Regions from separate parts of the Homo sapiens genome. Here region 2 is linked to region 1. The links are chromatin loops, found by intact Hi-C in ENCODE. Cell type or tissue: PC-9. All regions are shown on one strand.

Evidence for each region. Hi-C counts contacts between places; a loop is a spot of excess contacts. Peaks named below come from ENCODE experiments on the same cell type or tissue, not always from the same donor. Only the 100,000 strongest peaks of a DNase experiment are listed, where the experiment ranks them.
Region 2: a loop joins it to region 1, with 7 times the contacts of the local background. A loop is called at or near these places in 3 of 110 quality-filtered maps.

Annotation. Positions count from the first base shown.
Region 1 is chr16:50,020,742-50,028,741 of GRCh38, reverse strand. CNEP1R1 (CTD nuclear envelope phosphatase 1 regulatory subunit 1) reads right to left here and starts at 3,517. Exons shown (of 6, transcript NM_001281789.2): 1 at 3,402-3,517; 2 at 2,275-2,346. The coding sequence starts at 3,426. RefSeq lists a silencer at 3,204-3,513 and enhancers at 3,327-3,828, 6,744-7,250. In PC-9, CTCF peaks have their summits at 3,537 and 3,746; a DNase peak (open chromatin) is centred at 3,611; H3K4me3 peaks cover 2,375 bases; H3K27me3 peaks cover 1,209 bases.
Region 2 is chr16:50,308,419-50,316,418 of GRCh38, reverse strand. ADCY7 (adenylate cyclase 7) reads right to left here. Exons shown (of 26, transcript NM_001114.5): 17 at 7,627-7,752; 18 at 6,773-6,871; 19 at 5,539-5,732; 20 at 4,633-4,726; 21 at 4,228-4,383; 22 at 3,383-3,529; 23 at 2,357-2,461; 24 at 2,013-2,127; 25 at 1,281-1,405; 26 at 1-1,060. The coding sequence ends at 914. It overlaps BRD7 (bromodomain containing 7), which reads left to right. Exons shown (of 17, transcript NM_013263.5): 17 at 1-462. Among named protein-coding and RNA genes, the nearest start is that of MIR6771, 20 kb to the right of the region's middle. RefSeq lists enhancers at 1,788-2,987, 6,287-6,581. In PC-9, no CTCF peak of the experiment used is centred here; no DNase peak of the experiment used is centred here.

The sequences.
Region 1 (8,000 bases):
ATAAGAAAAAGCAAAATCAATACACTAGAAAGGACCTCATACACATGCTTTATTTGACTGGTTCATTAACCAAGTAAGTGCTAAGACCATGAGTCAGAGAAAAAGTAAAGTATATTTATATCACATTTTATAAGATAGGGCAGTATCATATACATTTTAAAAGATTTTCAAGTAACAGTGAAACATAGGTTTTGGGGATAATTCCTAGGTAAACCAGAGAACCTAGGAAAATCATTACCTGTAAATTCTGACCAACCAGAATTCTCACAGCATACTAATAAAACTTTGCAAATAGATTTAATAAAAATTATACAAAAAAATCTTGCCAGATCCTTAGATCCTTAGCTTCAATAGTGCTTTTTTGGTCCAGCAAACTGATTTACACTTTGAAATAAAGTAAATCCTCAATGTGTGCTACTACACTTCCTTCTTGATAGGAATTAAATCTAAATAATGACCATCTAGGAAATTAAAACTATTTGGCCCAGCGTGGTGGCTCACACCTGTAATCCTAGCACTTTGGGAAGCCAGGATGGGAGGATCACCTGAGGTGAGGAGTTTGACACCAGCCTGGCCAAAATGCAGAAACCCTATCTCTACTAAAAATACACAAAAAAATTAGCTGCCGTGGTGGCGGGCACCTGTAATCTCAGCTACTAGGGAGGATGAGGCAGGAGAATCACTTGAACCCGGGAGGCAGAGGTTGCAGTGAGCGAAGATGGCGCCACTGCACTCCAGCCTGGGCAACAGAGCTAGACTCCATTTCCAAAACAAAAACAAATAAAAACTATTCCAAACACATATTAACAAAGCATTTTGTTTGATGATCTCATGGCTCATATATTTGTCCACATTTCCTATGTATTTCCATGGGCAAGTAAGCACTGTTCAAATTATATTTTGTAGCACTCATGATACTTATGAATAGATAGTAATAATGTGAATTTTCTAGGTCAGACTTCAAAGCAGCACAATTATGCTTTGTTAAAAATCAACTAAGGGTAATTTTGTAACTTTTCCAAGTATACATTAAATAACATGACTTTACTTTTTTTTTTTTTTAAACACAGGGTCTCCCTCTGTTCCCTAAGCTGGAGTGCAGTGAACATAGCTCACTTAGCTCACTACATAGCTCACTACAGCCTCGACCTCCTGGGCTCAAGTGATCCTCCCAAGTTGCTGGGACCTCGGGGTGTGCCACCATGCCTGGCTAAATTTTTTTTTTTTTTTTTTTGAGACAGAGTCTCGCTCTGTCGCCCAGGTTGGAGTGCAGTGGTGCAATCTCGGCTCACTGCAAGCTCTGCCTCCTGGGTTCACTCCATTCTCCTGCCTCAGCCTCCAGAGTAGCTGGGACTACAGGCGCCCGCCACCACGCCCGGCTAATTTTTTTATTTTTAGTAGAGACGGGGTTTCACCGTATTAGCCAGGATGGTCTCGCTCTCCTGACCTCGTGATCCGTCCGCCTCGGCCTACCAAAGTGTTGGGATTACAGACGTGAGCCACCGCGATGGGGTCTCTCCATGTTACCCAGGCTGGTCTCAAACTCCCATGCTCAAGCAATACTCCAGCCTCGGCCTCCCAAAGTGCTGGGATTATATGCGTGACTCACTGAGCCCTATTAATATGACTCTTCTTACTAAAATTTTATTCCAATAGTTTGTAGGCAAATTATAAAACTGCTAAACGGGCTACTGAAATTTTTATTAGGTATGTCTTTATCAAAACTGTAATAATTCAAAAATTTAAATATTTTTATTATTTATTTATTGAGACCGGGTTTTACTCTTGTCGCCCAGGCTGGAGTGCAATGGCGCAATCTCGGCTCACTGCAATCCCCGCCTCCCGGGTTCAAGCGATTCTCCCACCTCAGCCTCCTGAGTAGCTGGGATCACAGGCAGCGTCACCACGACCGGCTAATTTCGTATTTTTAGTAGAGACGGCGTTTCACCGTGTTGGCCACGCTAGTCTTGAACTTCTGACCTTAGGTGATCCGCCTGCCTGGGCTTCCTAAAGTGCTGGGATTACAGGCGTGAGCTACGGCGCCTGGCCAAAAAATATGTTTTTTAATGGAAAAACAAAAACAACCACACGAAATAGACTGTTCTTTTGAGAAGGCCAGTTATAATTTCCTTTTCTTAAAAATTTCTTCATAAGGCATTGTCTACAATGTTAAATAAATTTAAACAAACATTTTACATAAAAGCAAATCATTCCTATATTAGGATAAAAGTATCAATTGTTAGTTTTCCCTTAAAATAACATTCAGGAACTTACTTCTCCAGCGTCCAGTAGCAGGTTGCAAACAATGAATATATTCAGTAAGTCTCCTCTCAAAAGCCTTGAGATCTAGGTATAAAGATGTCAATTTTCTAATTAGCCACTCTTACTCGTCTGACGAAATGTCAGAGTATTTACCTAACATTAAGACGACATGTGAGATACTCTTAACTGCTTCAGGTCTTACACACTAACTTCCATGTATCACTGCACTGTTTATTTCATTTACTATGACAGCTTTTTAAGCACTTGACAAAAAATTAGGGCTCTTTAATTCCAATTTCTCATATAAGAAAACTTGCTGATTTACTTTTAGAAGCTTCATAAATGGTATTGGGAGAAATAAGCAGCAGCCTCGGCCAGCGCCAAAAGCGAACATTTTCAGGGTTGCAAATAAAATTAAAATCAGGTCGAGTTTTAGCTCTCTGGGAACCAAGAACTTCCTATTAGAACCACGTAGTGCCTAACATCAAAGTCTTCGAGGTCTACCTGACTGCAATTACCCGCCTCCGGTTTCCAGCTCTTATATTTAATTAATGGCTACGCCGTCTGGCCTTACTAGACTTCTTGACACTGATAGCGAGTGGGTGTGGAAAGACATTCCCCTTGCCCCCTCCGAAGGGGTACAGGTGATCTTCGTGGCACCCAGGCAGCGCCTAGTTCTAGAAGACAGGGGCGTCTAAGCTGCTCCGAGTGAGTGGTGGGGTATCCTTTCCGCAGTGGTGTGCTTTAAACTTTAAAACACCGAGCAGCACTTCCTAACCTTGGCAGTTACCGGAAACCACCGCAGGAATCAGGGATACAACTCGCGGGGCTGTGAGAATGAAATGAAATGAATTAGCAGGCTGCAATGCACGAAGTGCAAGTGTCTGCCAGTGAAAAGAAAATAAAAATAGAAGCTGGCGAGGAGGTCGACCCTCTAGGTTTGTGGGGACTCAGGGAGCTGAGGCACCGCCCCCCGCGTCTGGCCAGGTACGGCCGCCTACGCGCCCCCAAGCTCCGGGCCCCTAGCTCCATCCTCTGCGGCCTCCTCCCGGGGCGGGGGTCTTCACGACGCCGGCTCCTCCGGAGCACCGCCAGCTTCCGAGGGGAGACGGGGGACGGGCCCGGGCGGCCCACCCTACCTTCCGCCTGCTCCAGCGAGTTCATGTCGGGCGGCAGCTCGGGTCACCGCCGCTGCCCTGTCCGCATCGCAGCTTCCGCGGCCCCCGCCCGGCCCGCAGCGCCAACTCCCACCTCTAACCGCTCCCCGCTGCCCCTCCCCGTCGCACCGCCCCTTGCCTAGACCCGCTACGCTCATTGGATTCCTCTACTAGACCTCCAACTAAGACAGCTTTCTATTGGCTGTCTCTTGCACCGGCCTCGGCGCCTAGCGTTGGACGGTCAGCCGGAGGGACCAAGAACTGCCGGCGGCCAGGCGGGCGTAACGCTGGCGTCGCCTGCTGCCCCGGGGAGGAACTGCAGCCCTCCGGAGCCAGTTCGTTCATTCATTTATCCCCCGTTCCCCGCTTGGTTCTTTCATTCGTCAAATGTTGATTGAGCGCCCACTACCTTCCAGGCATTATTCTGGTCGCTAGCGAGGGATACAGAAATCAAAGAGCTGGTTCTGTCCTCAAGGATCTCAAGGAGTAATGAAATCTGTACAGAACTAACTAGAACCCTAAATAACCAGTTTCCTTAATTATGGTATCCTAGATAACCAACCCCTTAAGTAAACACTTCTCTCTTGGTTACTTTCCTCTCACATCACCCAGCTTTCATAATTCCTAAATGAGGCAAAGTGTAAGCCCAAATACCTATAACTTAAGAAGAGATCTGTAAGGGATTGACTACATTTGTATTTGATCACAAGGCCTTCTTGTTCATTTATTGGTGGCATTCTTTCATTCAAAATCATTTTATTGCCTAACATGCTAGACACTGTATTGATACGCGTGTGAGCCAGGTAGACAGGATTCCTGCCCGCAAAGAGGAAGGGCTACAGCAGGCAACAAACATGCAAATAAGTAATTGATTTCAAATAAGAATAGTTGTGTTAAAATAGAGATCCTGGCCGGGCGCGGTGGCTCACGCCTGTTAATCCCAACACTCTGGGAGGCTGAGGCGCGTGGATCACTTGAGGTCAGGAGTTGAGACCAGCCTGGGCAACATGACAAAACCCTGTTTCTACTGAAAATACAAAAAAATTATCCAGACGTGGTGGTGCATGCCTGTAATCCCAGCTCTTTGGGAGGCTGAGGCACGAGAGTCACTTGAACCCAGGAGACGGAGGTTGCAGTGAGCCACTGCACTCCAGCCTGGGTGACAGCGTGAGACTGTCAAAAAAGAAAAAGAAAAAAAAAAGAATCTAAGACTGATGGGCTAGATTTTTTTGTGGCAGTAACATACCAACTTATAAACAAGACCTAAGGCCCTGCCAGGCAAGGGTTAAATCACTCAAGACCCAGACACTTAAAGAATAAACGATGTTCTAACTGCCACAATGTTCGTTTTTTTCCTCTAGCAGCTAAACAAGCAATATTAAAACAATTGCAGCTTACCAAGTACCAGTCACTGACTAACTGATCCCTTTGTTCCACAAGCCATAACTCCTGCTTTCATTAGACAAGAGACTGATTTCAGTAACTTTCTCCTGATAAGAGACCACCCACCATAGATTGGCCCTAGCCAGTCTACAGAGGCTGCACAATGAGTGCCTTTATGTTCTCTGCTTCGCCTTTTGACGTAAAGGGTCTAACTGTAATGCATTTAAATGTTAAGTCTCTACCCCAAAGTGAACATGTGACCCATGTAACATGCATGATTGTTTATTATGCATGTGTGCACCCCTCTTTCCTGAATAGCTTCTCCTATAACCTGTTAAATATGTATACTTGGCCAACCCATTTGGCATAAATTCCTGCTTCACCCTTCCTCCTTCAAAGTGCCTGCTTTTGGTCTCTGCCAGAGACCATACTTCCCAGCCTATAAGGATGGCCAGCCTGCAGGCTCCAACCCTTCAGAAATAAACCTCTTTAGGCCAGGCACAGTGGCTGATGCCTGTAATTCCAACACTTTGGGAGGCTGAAGTGGGAGGATCACTTGAGTCCAGGAGTTCCAGACCAACCTGGGCAACATAGTGAGATTCTGTCTCTACAAAAAACAAACAAACAAACAAAAAACATTTAAAAATTAGCTGGGCATGGTGGCATGTGGCTGTGGTCCCAGATACTCAGGAGGCTGAGGCAGGAAGATTGCTTGAACCCAGGAGTTCGGCGCTGCAGTGAGTTATGATTGCACCACTGCACTCCAGCTGGGGCAACAGAGCAAGACCCTGTCTCAACAAACAAACAAACAAACAAACAAACAAACAAGCAGAAATAAAGCTCTCCTCCCCAGATTTATGAACCTCATGATCCTTTAGTTGACAGTTCTATGGAGGGAGTAACAGTAATAGGATACAGTGAGAAAAAGGAAGGTTAGCAGGATCTCATGCTTTGGGAGGGCTTCATGAGGCACAGGCATTTGAGCTGAGAATGAAAAGATGGATGAGAAGAATCCAGCCATGCAAAGATGAGGGCTAAGAAGGTTCTAAGCAGCACTGCAGTTTTTCCCCTATTGGTATTTTGTGTATTTAATTCATCCTCAACCTTCCTCCTTCCCATTTGTCAGCAGAATTAATTGACACCCCCACCCACCACTTCATTTTGAAGGTTCCTCTACTATAGCACTTTTCAGTTTTCCACTTAGGGAGCCTTCCTTGGGACCAAACCCTTTCCATGTGTTATCACCCTTAACCCTTTCAGGTGATATTTTTTAAACCGTGGGTCAAAATCTAGAGAGGTTTGTAAAATCTATGTACTGATTCATGACTATTATTATTATTTTTAATTTTTTTGTGGGTTCATGGTAGCTGTATATATTTATGGGGCACATGATGACTATTTTTTTTTTAATGAATTAAGGCCAGGCACTGTGGCTCACGCCTGTGATCCCAACATTTTGGGAGGCTGGGACGGATGGATTGCTTCAGGTCAGGAGTTTGAGACCAGCCTGGGCAACACGGTGAGACCCTCTCTCTACAAAATATACAAAAAATTAGCTGGGCATGGTGGTGTGTGCCTATGGTCCCAGCTATTTGGGAGGCTGTGCTGGGTGAATCATTTGAGTCCAGGAGGCAGAGGTTGCAATGAGCCGAGATCACACCACTGCACTTCAGCTTGGGTGACAGAGTGAGACCCTGTCTAAAAAAAAAAAAAAAAAAAAAAAAAAAACTAAAAAGAAACCTAATTGGAAGTAAGGATGTGGGGTTTCATGGCCTATTGTTTCCGTTGTGTGTGGATGTGTGTGCATGCTCACCGTGTTCTCATCACAGTACAAAGCATATACCCGAGAGTTCCACTTTAAAAAAAAGTTTGAAAGTTCGAAAGTCATCACGGCCCATTTCACAACAGAGAAAGTAAAAATCAGTTTGCCCGGATCTCACAATTATTGTCATAGCCTGATTTTAAGCCCTAAGTCAAACTACCCATTTTGACTTCTTGCTCAATGTTCCATTTCTCCATCTCCAAGTCTAATTCATCACATTTCCCTTCGGCACACAGCAGTGCTTAGAGAATGGCTATTGAACATCTGTTATATGACAGGCTCTCCTGGGCTAGATCCTGGGGAGGTGAGGAGTGAAGACAGACTGATGAATAGGGCATTGCAAAGCATTGTGGTGAGTGGAGGCTTTGCTGACTTGCCTTCAAAAGGGACAGTTCTGTTAACTGCAGGGCTTTTGTTTGCCTGAGGGGGGTGTGCAAGTTTCTAGCAAGAGCTTGGGACAACAGAGGGAACAGTAAGGGCTACCTCCTGGGGTGTTGCCTCGCTATCCTTCACTCTCAACTGTGTTAAAATAAATATTGAACATGCTTTTGAAAGGGTGCATGTTATTTGCCTGTCATTGGTGTCTACATTTATGGATAGAGGGATTGGGGGACATAGGGGAGGGAGACAGGAAAATAGGGTCTCATAGTCAGGTTAAGGAATTTGGACCATGAGGTAGTTGGGGAGATGAAAAGGAACAGATTTCGGAACTTCATATCCATGGGACTTGGCAAGGAGGAGATAGTAACACATATTTAAGGAAGACGTGTTCCAGGCACTAGAGTATGAGCTGAAGATGCAAAGATCTGTAAGACTCACTCCTACTGTCTATGAAGGTAGAGTTTAGTGTAAAAACAAAAGAAGACAAAACACTAATGACCCTTAAAACAGCAATGATAAGATGAAGATCAGCTGCTAAGAGAGATCACCTATAAAATAGTTAAAGTTGGTTATCTTTTACTAGGGGGTTGCCACTCTGCCTTTTATTAGTTCAGGAGCATTGAATCTTCTTTAAACGTCACAACAACAGCTCTATGAGCCAAGGGGTGCTATCAAATTCATTTCAGAGATGAGTTTATAGATGAGTAGATGAGTTGATCAACCCTGAACCCTGTAGCTGGAGATATATTCCTTCTCTCTCGTTCTCTCTTTCCACGTGGTACATCAGATCAGATAGCAAACCCTATTAGCTCTACCCTCAACATATATTAAATATTTCAGTTTGGACAACACAGTGAGACTCTGTCTCTGAAAAAAATAATATTTGGACGTGGTCCCAGCTACTGGGAAGGCTGAGGTAGGAGGCTTACTTGAGCCTGGGAGGTTGAAGTTGCAGTAAGCTATGATCACACCATTGCACTCTAGCCTGGGTGACA
Region 2 (8,000 bases), 290 kb before region 1:
CAAAGATGTGTGAGTAATCAAGGAAGAGGTGAAAGGCCGCACCTTACTTTCAAAGCACCTCTCTCCAGAATGCTTGCCTCACAAGCTGCCTCATTCAAAGGCAAGGCTCTGCTGCTCCCCGCCTTCTTGCTGTGACCACATTCCTCAGGACTCTATCCCCACAGCCAGCTGACCCCATAAGCTGATGCTAGACAGTAGTCCTCCTTACATGTCAGTGGTTAAAAAGGCAGAGCATACACTGGAGGGAAGAGATTTATGTCTAGTGTCTGAAAAGTCATTCAAAAGGATAAAAACCCCATTAATGTATTCATTTAAAACAAACATGCCAGACAAGGCAAAAAGTAACAGTGTTAATTGTGGTGTTTTTCTCTCTACCTGTTTGAAACCGTTTACAGATGTAAAACACCCCTTTCAGCTTCATTTACCAGAATGCCTCTGTGAGAAATGCTGTCATTGCCAGGCCCACCAGGGAGAGGGAGTCTCCAATCCGTGCTAGACAGCTCAGCTTACTCCCCCTTGGTGTCTAGAAAAACAGACCTCACTTGTGCGTGCCCACAGGCCACTGAGGTGGAAGTCTGTTTTCATCATGTGCTAAAGTTGCCTGCCTGGCACCTCAGGGAACAAAGATCTCAAAGTCAGCCCCGAACCAGTGAACATTCTCCAGCTGGCCTGGAAACTGTTACAGACCAGGCACAGAGCTTCTGGCCTCCCCTGCGCATTATGGCTCAGTGGCTGCTTCGAGCCAGAATCTGGTGCATGTGTCTGAGAAATCCTCCAGTGCAGGTCCAAAGAAGCCAACATGCACAGCCATCTGCATGCCTTTGGGATTGGCGTGGGGCGGAGAGTCTTCTCCTGGGCTTGCTTCAGGGAAGGAGACTGGCTTCCCGGCCTTTTCGGAATCCAGCAGGAGCCCTCAGTTCAGCCCCAGCCCCTGAAACTTGGCAGTGTCCGTACAGACAAAGTAAGTCCTCAGCTCGCCTTTGCCTTTGACGTTGATCAGGCCACGGCATTCACAAGAGTACCCGAGGCCCTGGAGGATGGTGCAGGTCTCCTCGGTAACCTGAAAAGGAAGAGAGACCTGTTGTCTTCAGAGGCGGGAAGAACACCTGTCATGGTAGGGACAGATAGAGACTGCCCAGGCATGCAGTCTGCCTTCCCTGGAGAGTGTGATAGCTAGAACCATGGCTGCTGGGTGAGACAGCAGCTCTTAAGTCCAAGTCCCCTCACCTCTGGGGAAGATCTTTTCCCCTTAGTCAACTGCTTCCCCAATAGGTCTTTACCTGGATTTTCCCAAGTTCTCCAGTGCTTTCCATTCGGCTGGCCACATTGACAGTGTTTCCCCAGATGTCATACTGAGGTTTTCGGGCCCCAATCACTCCAGCAATCACAGGCCCATGGTTTATGCCTGAAGATGATGTTTACAGTTACCCAAGCGTGCAGGCAAAGCCTCAAGCTTCTGCCCTTAGAGGAGGCCAGAGAATCCATACCCCAGCACAGGATGCGGGGACAAAACAACTAGAGTGAAGGCTGGGTTGCTTCCCAGAGTCACTGCGTTGCAGTCGGGCTTGGGGTATGAGGAGGGCATTCCCCGGCCAGCTCTTTTTCAGACTCAGAAGTCTGGGTTTGATGTTAACACTTGTATCTGCTAATCTCTCTTTTAACAAAGAATACTTTGTTAAAAGTATTAACAAAGGCCTGGCTTTGAGCGCAGGCCCGCAACTATTTAGGTTTAGTAACTTTGCTTCCTTCTCTATATTTTAAGGTCACCTGTTTACAGACAATAATTTTGGTTCTCCATTTTCTGTAGTTACGTATTATTAAAACTCTCAATGGTAACTATATGCTAACTATATGCAAAACATCAGAATAATTGTCCAACTGCTGAGCTTGTCAGATCAGAGGGATTTCTAAAACCTTTCATAATAGATGGCGAGGTGCAGCTGTGCCACACAGACTGGGTGGACTGGCCTAGAGGCAGGGGCTCCCCACCCCGCTCCATCACCCGGGCTCACCGACGCGGAGGCGGAAGGAGTTGAAGGAGTGCCTGTTGATGCCGTCCAGCTTACTCATCAGGGCGATGCTGAACTCCACCATGACACCAATGTGGGCATGCTGCCGCTCCAGCTCCTGCGGGACAGGCTGTGGGTCAGATCCTTGCATCTCCAGAGCCCCCAGACCTAGTGGGCCCTGGCGCGCCACTCTTGTTGAGGATCCCCACCACTAAAATCCTGGCTGAGCCCTACAAGTACCTGTGCCCCTCCCCCAGGACGAGATAAGGGCACACCCTTTAAGTAAGGTGACAGGTCACCTTTAAGTGAGGACAGTCAGCTGAATTTCACCTCTTGGGCTTGAGTACCTGGTTCTCGTGCCCTGAGGCGACGCTGAGCCCTGCAGCTGCCATGTACGTGCTGCCGATGGTCTTGATCTTCTCCACGCCGCTGAACTTGGGCTTCAGTAGGAGCTGCAGGCAAGAAGGAAGCGGTGAAGCAGCCGCCACTCCATAGCCGCAGCCAGGCTGCCCCTGCTTCTCAGGAAGGGTGTGGGGTTCCCTCCACCCATCGCCGCCTCTCGCACACACGTCTCATGGCTGCCCTGCCAGCTGAGCGCATGACTAAGCATGGTGAGGACATGGCCCTTGGCGGCTCCTGCTCTTCCTGTTGTCTCCGTCCCCACACTGTCTCCCTCTTCCCTTCCATCTGTGTCTGCACAGAGCAAACACAGCATTATCTACACAGGAATGTAGATTCTTTGTCTCCAGCAAAGAATTCAACCCAAACTGATTTCCTCTGTTTGGCTTGGTTGATAGCGTGGGCTTAGTTGGAAATGAAGCTAAGGGGCCTGAGTCTAATCTTAGCAAGCTGCCCATCACAGAGAAGATGCCAACGAATTATTTGCTGCATAAAACAGAATGAAAAAGAAATGTGTACCTTTATATTCTGTGTAATGTATGTTCCCCCCAGGCGGGCCACGTCGTTTTTTTTTTGTTGTTGTTGTTGTTGTTTGAGACAGAGTTGTGTACTGTTGCCCAGGCTGTAGTGCAGTGGCGTGATCCCAGCTCACTGCAACCGCCTCCCAGGTTCAAGCGATTCTCCTGCCTCAGCCTCCCAAGTAGCTGGGATTACAGGTGTGCGCCCCAAGCCCAGCTTGTAATTTTTTGTATTTTCAGTAGAGACAGGGTTTCGCCATGTTGGCCAGGCTGGTCTCGAACTCCTAGCCTCAAGTGATCCACCCACCTTGACCTCCCAAAGTGCTGGGATTATAGACCACCTTGCCCAGCTCTGTGTCACATTTTTAAATTGGGTTTTAGGATGGCAGGTGCCACCGCCCTTCCCTCTCCAGCATGGGTGGGGGCTGCTGCGCAAGGCTGGGCTAGAGGCTGTACCTCGTCGAAGTCGGCAATGATCTCATTGAGCAGGCGTAGGCACTCCAGCCCTTCTTTGTTGACATCGCACTCTGTGTAGAACACTTTGAAGTCCGGCACGGAGGCAAACATGACACAGACGCAGTCATAGGACTGATGGTACCAGTCCTGGATGGGAAGAAACCGGACCTTACACCACTTCACCTCTTGAGGGGACAGGAAGAGTGGCAAGGCCTCAGGAGCAGATGGCACTGCTGAACTGCCCAGCCCAGCTTTCGGGGAGTGGGGAGGGGGGCGGGCTGCATGAGTTTCATCTGGTGGCTGTTACCGGGTGATTAAGAATTGGGTGGCCAGGGAGGGTCAGGCTCAGGTTGGTTTTTGCTCACAGAAGCACCATGGGTGTTTCCATGTACACATGGGGTGAGAACCTCTGCAGTAGTGGAGGGTAACGGGAGGTCTTCATTCTCACTGGGCCTCCGTTTCCTATCTAGAAAACTTGCTACACATAACTAGTAGAAGTACAGACATTTTCATCAACACAGAATGTCCAGATCACAAACCCCTGAACACACATTTCATCCTCGCCACAAGCCTGTGGGGAAGGGCTGTCAGCCCATTTTACAGAGGTGAAGACCAAGGCCTGGGAAAGCAAGGTGCCTTGTTCACGACCACACTTGAGCCCAGGTCCCTGACCCCAGGCCCATGCTCTCACAGCTGATGCCATACATTGTCGCCTGGGCATCCCGGTGAGGCCAGGACCTGAGGAAGCCAAGCTCAGCATGCACTCCAGCTCCACACCTTCACCCTACGGACTGCGCCTGGACCGTCCGCCTCCCTGCCCCCGCCCCAGCCCCTTCTCAGCACACCTCGTTTAACTTGTCACCGATAAAGTGGGCAGCCACGTGGGCTGGCAGGACGTTCTCCAGAAGAAGGCGGTTCACGTTCTCCATGGTCTCAAACTCCTCGTGCTCCTTCTTGAACTTCTTCTTCCATAGGCAGTCCAAGCGGCAGTAATAGTCAATCTGCAAACGGCAGCAACATAAGCGCCCCGTCCACAGGCAAGTGGGAGCCGTGCTGCTGTGCATCTCCTAGCCAGGTCTGTCTGTCCCTGGCGTCCTTGGAGCCTCTGGCCAGGGGACCAGTGCTTTCCTGGCAGGACTCTAGTCTTTTCTGCTACTCCACCTGAGCCCACCCCACCCCACCCCATCTCCAGATGGAGGTGAGGAAAAGTGGGCAGAGCTTGGGGGGGGGGGGGGGGCCAGCCTCCTTACCTGTCTGGAGAGTGTAAGCAGGGTGATGTAGAACAGGACCAGGTAGAAATTGGTCATGGTCTTCAGGTCCTTCCAGGAACAGCTAGGGGTGCCACTGAATGCGAAGGGAGGCCCAAGTCACTCCCAGCACTCACCACTCCAACCCACTGAGTCATGCTCTCCAGGTGCCACGCACACCCAGGGGAAAGGGGAAAATTGATTCTAATGGGGTGGGTAGAAAACAAGACAACTTTGGGGTATTATAAAGGGGGGAGGGGAGAGGTGGGCAGGGAGATGGGGGAGCCCTTGTGGGGAAGACCTCTGATCTCACCCCTGAATGACCAGAATCAGCTGTGATGAGGGCCTGAAGGGAGCCCAGAACTGGTGAGCCAGGGTCAGTGGCAGGCGGGGTGGGGTGGATGGGTGGCATAAGGATTTTGCAGGTGCGGGGCAGACCCACAGGAGCAGGTTCTGTTCTGGGTCCCAGGCTTCCAGCTTTTTTGTTTAGGGGGGCCAGGTCCGCTCCTTAATCCACTTGGGACCCAGAACCCCTAGAACCACACACCCCAGCCCTGCCAGCCTCAGGTATCACCACCTGTCCAGGAAGAGATGGAAGCAACTGCTCCTTCCAGAACTCGAGACCCAGGATGTGGCCTTGAGAGGCACAGAGCTAGAGCTGCAGCCTCCTTCCCTCCCCACCACTAGACTGGCCTGGAAACAGGATGACCCGGTGGCCTCTGTCAGACTAGGGACTTCCTAAAGAACCTGCCAGTGAATTCCTCGGCTCTGAGCGCTGGACACCATCTGCCAGCCCCGCCCTGCAAGGTGCCCACTCCCCATGAACACAGAAGCCCCTTGGTGCGAGCAGGCAGGCACCAGATGAACAGGCCACCATGGGGATGGGGACGGGGACGGGCGGGACCCCACCTGGTGGTGCCGTTGGGCTTGGTGAGGTTGCCCAGGCCTTGGCCGCAGCAGTCCCACTGCCAGCATGGGGAGAGGTTGAAGAGCACCAGGTAGGCCACCAGGGCCACTGTCAGCAGCACAACCTTTGGCTCCAGGCTCATCCTCAGGAAGACCGAGCAGGCGATGAAGCCCAGGACACAGCTGCAGGTGTAGTACTGAGGGGGCAGGGTGTCACTCAGGACAGGGCCACCCCACCACGTACTCTCGCCTCCAGCCCAGCACATACCACAGAGCCCCACTCCCTGCACCTCAGCATCACGCTCTTGCCTTACCACCTCCCTTCTCAACAAAAAACAATGAGACCTAAGAGTGTCCAGTGTTGTTTTCACTGTAGTTTTATTTCTTATGAAGTGAGCTCATTTAAACGGGAAAAAACAGTATGCAGGTGCTGTGGATACAACAGACCACAGTCAAGGTCAAGGCCGGAGCGTGCATGCATCCAAGCTGCCTCCCTGAGTTTTTGTGAGCTTACCCTCCCAAAGGACCTCTGCCCTGCTCAAGATTGTGCTGTGGCTCCCCAGCCCCCAGAATAAAGACCACGCTCTTCACACCCCGGCATTCCTGCACCTCCCAGTCTGGATCAAGCCTGCCCCCGGCTCCATCTCCCAGTTCTCCCCACTCCCTCTCCAGGAGACAACCCACCCAAAACCCCACTGCTCCCAACACACGCCTCGGCTTTTTCCCATGCTGTCCCTTGTCCCAGAACCTTTCTGCCTTTTAGAGCCCAGCTCACTGCACTGCCAGCCTCTGAAGCTGCAGAGTCTGCTGTCTGCAAGGCCCTCCAGGCAGAGACCTTGACCTCTGCCATCAGCCTGTCTGGGCCTGCCCTGGCGCCATCACCTAATGAAGCCCCTCCCTGAGCTGTGCATACTCGTGTATAAAATAGTGACAGGCCTGTCAGAGAGGAAGTGCCCTGACCAGAGACCCGCACAAGGCCAGATGCTCCCCTCACTCCCTGCCTACCCACACAGCCTAGACCAAGCCTGCCAAGGCCAGGACTCCTCACTCCCTTGGGCCAGAGGCCAGCTGGGCCCATGGGACCCTGCTTTCCCAGCTCTGCAGGAGAGGCTGTTCTCAGCCTCCACATGCTGTGCTCTCAGGGGTCAGCACCCATGCTTTGAGGGTCCAAACTACACCTCTGGCAGCAGCAGCCCCACTCTGAATGAGGCCACGGAGCCGGGCCCGGCGCACTCACCGGGAGGGGCTCACACAGGGCTCTTGTCTTGCTGCTCGCGGCCAGTAGGCCTGTCTCATTGCCAACAGGCAGCTCTGGAACTTGGAAAGGCATCAGGGGCTGTAGAGGAGACAGGTCCCCATCAGTCCAGGGACAAGAACGCTGGAACCTGCCCAAGCCATGCAAGGTGGGCCCCAGGCAACCATGAGTATCACAGCAGCCTGAGGTTTCACGTTGGGATCAGCTCTGAGCACGGCTCAAGCCGCCGTGCCGACTCCCCACAGCAGCCGTCAGGTTCAGAGGGCAGAGGGGCTAGGAGATGAGGGTGCAGACACCCCCAGAGCGGCAGCAGCCAGGGGGAGGGGCCGGGACCAACATTTTCAGCCTCCCCAGGTGACCCTGAGGGAGGTGGTCACAGGAACACATTCCAAAAACCCAGGGTCCGGGGCAGAGAGGTGAGGGAGAGGCCCTAGCCCAGGATGCGGGGTCTGGGAGAGAGGTGGACAAGTGTCCCGCAGGCTGCTTTCTGCAGCACTGAGCCTCTGAGCCCCAGCAGAGGAGCAAGGGTTCATCCCTGAGAGGGGAAACTGAGTCTCAGAAGGGCCGTGAAGAATGAATGGGATGTCAGGATGTGGTGGCTCAAGGCATCACATCCTCCTGGAGCTGGCCACACAAGCTCTCTGGGCCCCCAAAGTCCGCATTTGAGAACCCAAAGGTGAGGAGCCCTGAGTGTACAAAGGGGAACCCCCCACATCCACCTGCTGAGCTCGGGGGAGAGGACAACCAGAGGCAGCTTTTAAGGCCACATTGTAGGCGTCCCAAATCTGGAGGTCTCCCTCTACCCCGGAGGCCTGCCTCCCCACCACGGGACCCACCAGGTTGATGATGGCCACAGTGAGCAGGCTGCCGATGGTCAGGACGGCCAGGGTCAGCCTCAGCAGGGGCTGTGTCTCCACCCTCTCAGAGATAGTGCAGAGCGTCCCCCGAGCTGGGCAGCACCTCTGTGGGGTAACAGGGTCAAGTCACCCAGAGCCAACAGCCTGGGCAAGGAGGGCTGGTCGCTGGCAGCCTGGGGAGGGGTATCCTCGGGAGAAGCCTCCAGGGCACTCAGGAAATTGTCCCCGAGGCAGGAGAGATGGGCACCCAACCTTGACCAGAGCAGGGGCTCAGCCCAGCCAAGCTCACCAGGGAGGGCTCCTAGGCAGGTGTCCTGAGGCAGGGAGGGAGGGCCCGCGGGGCCAGAGCTCCC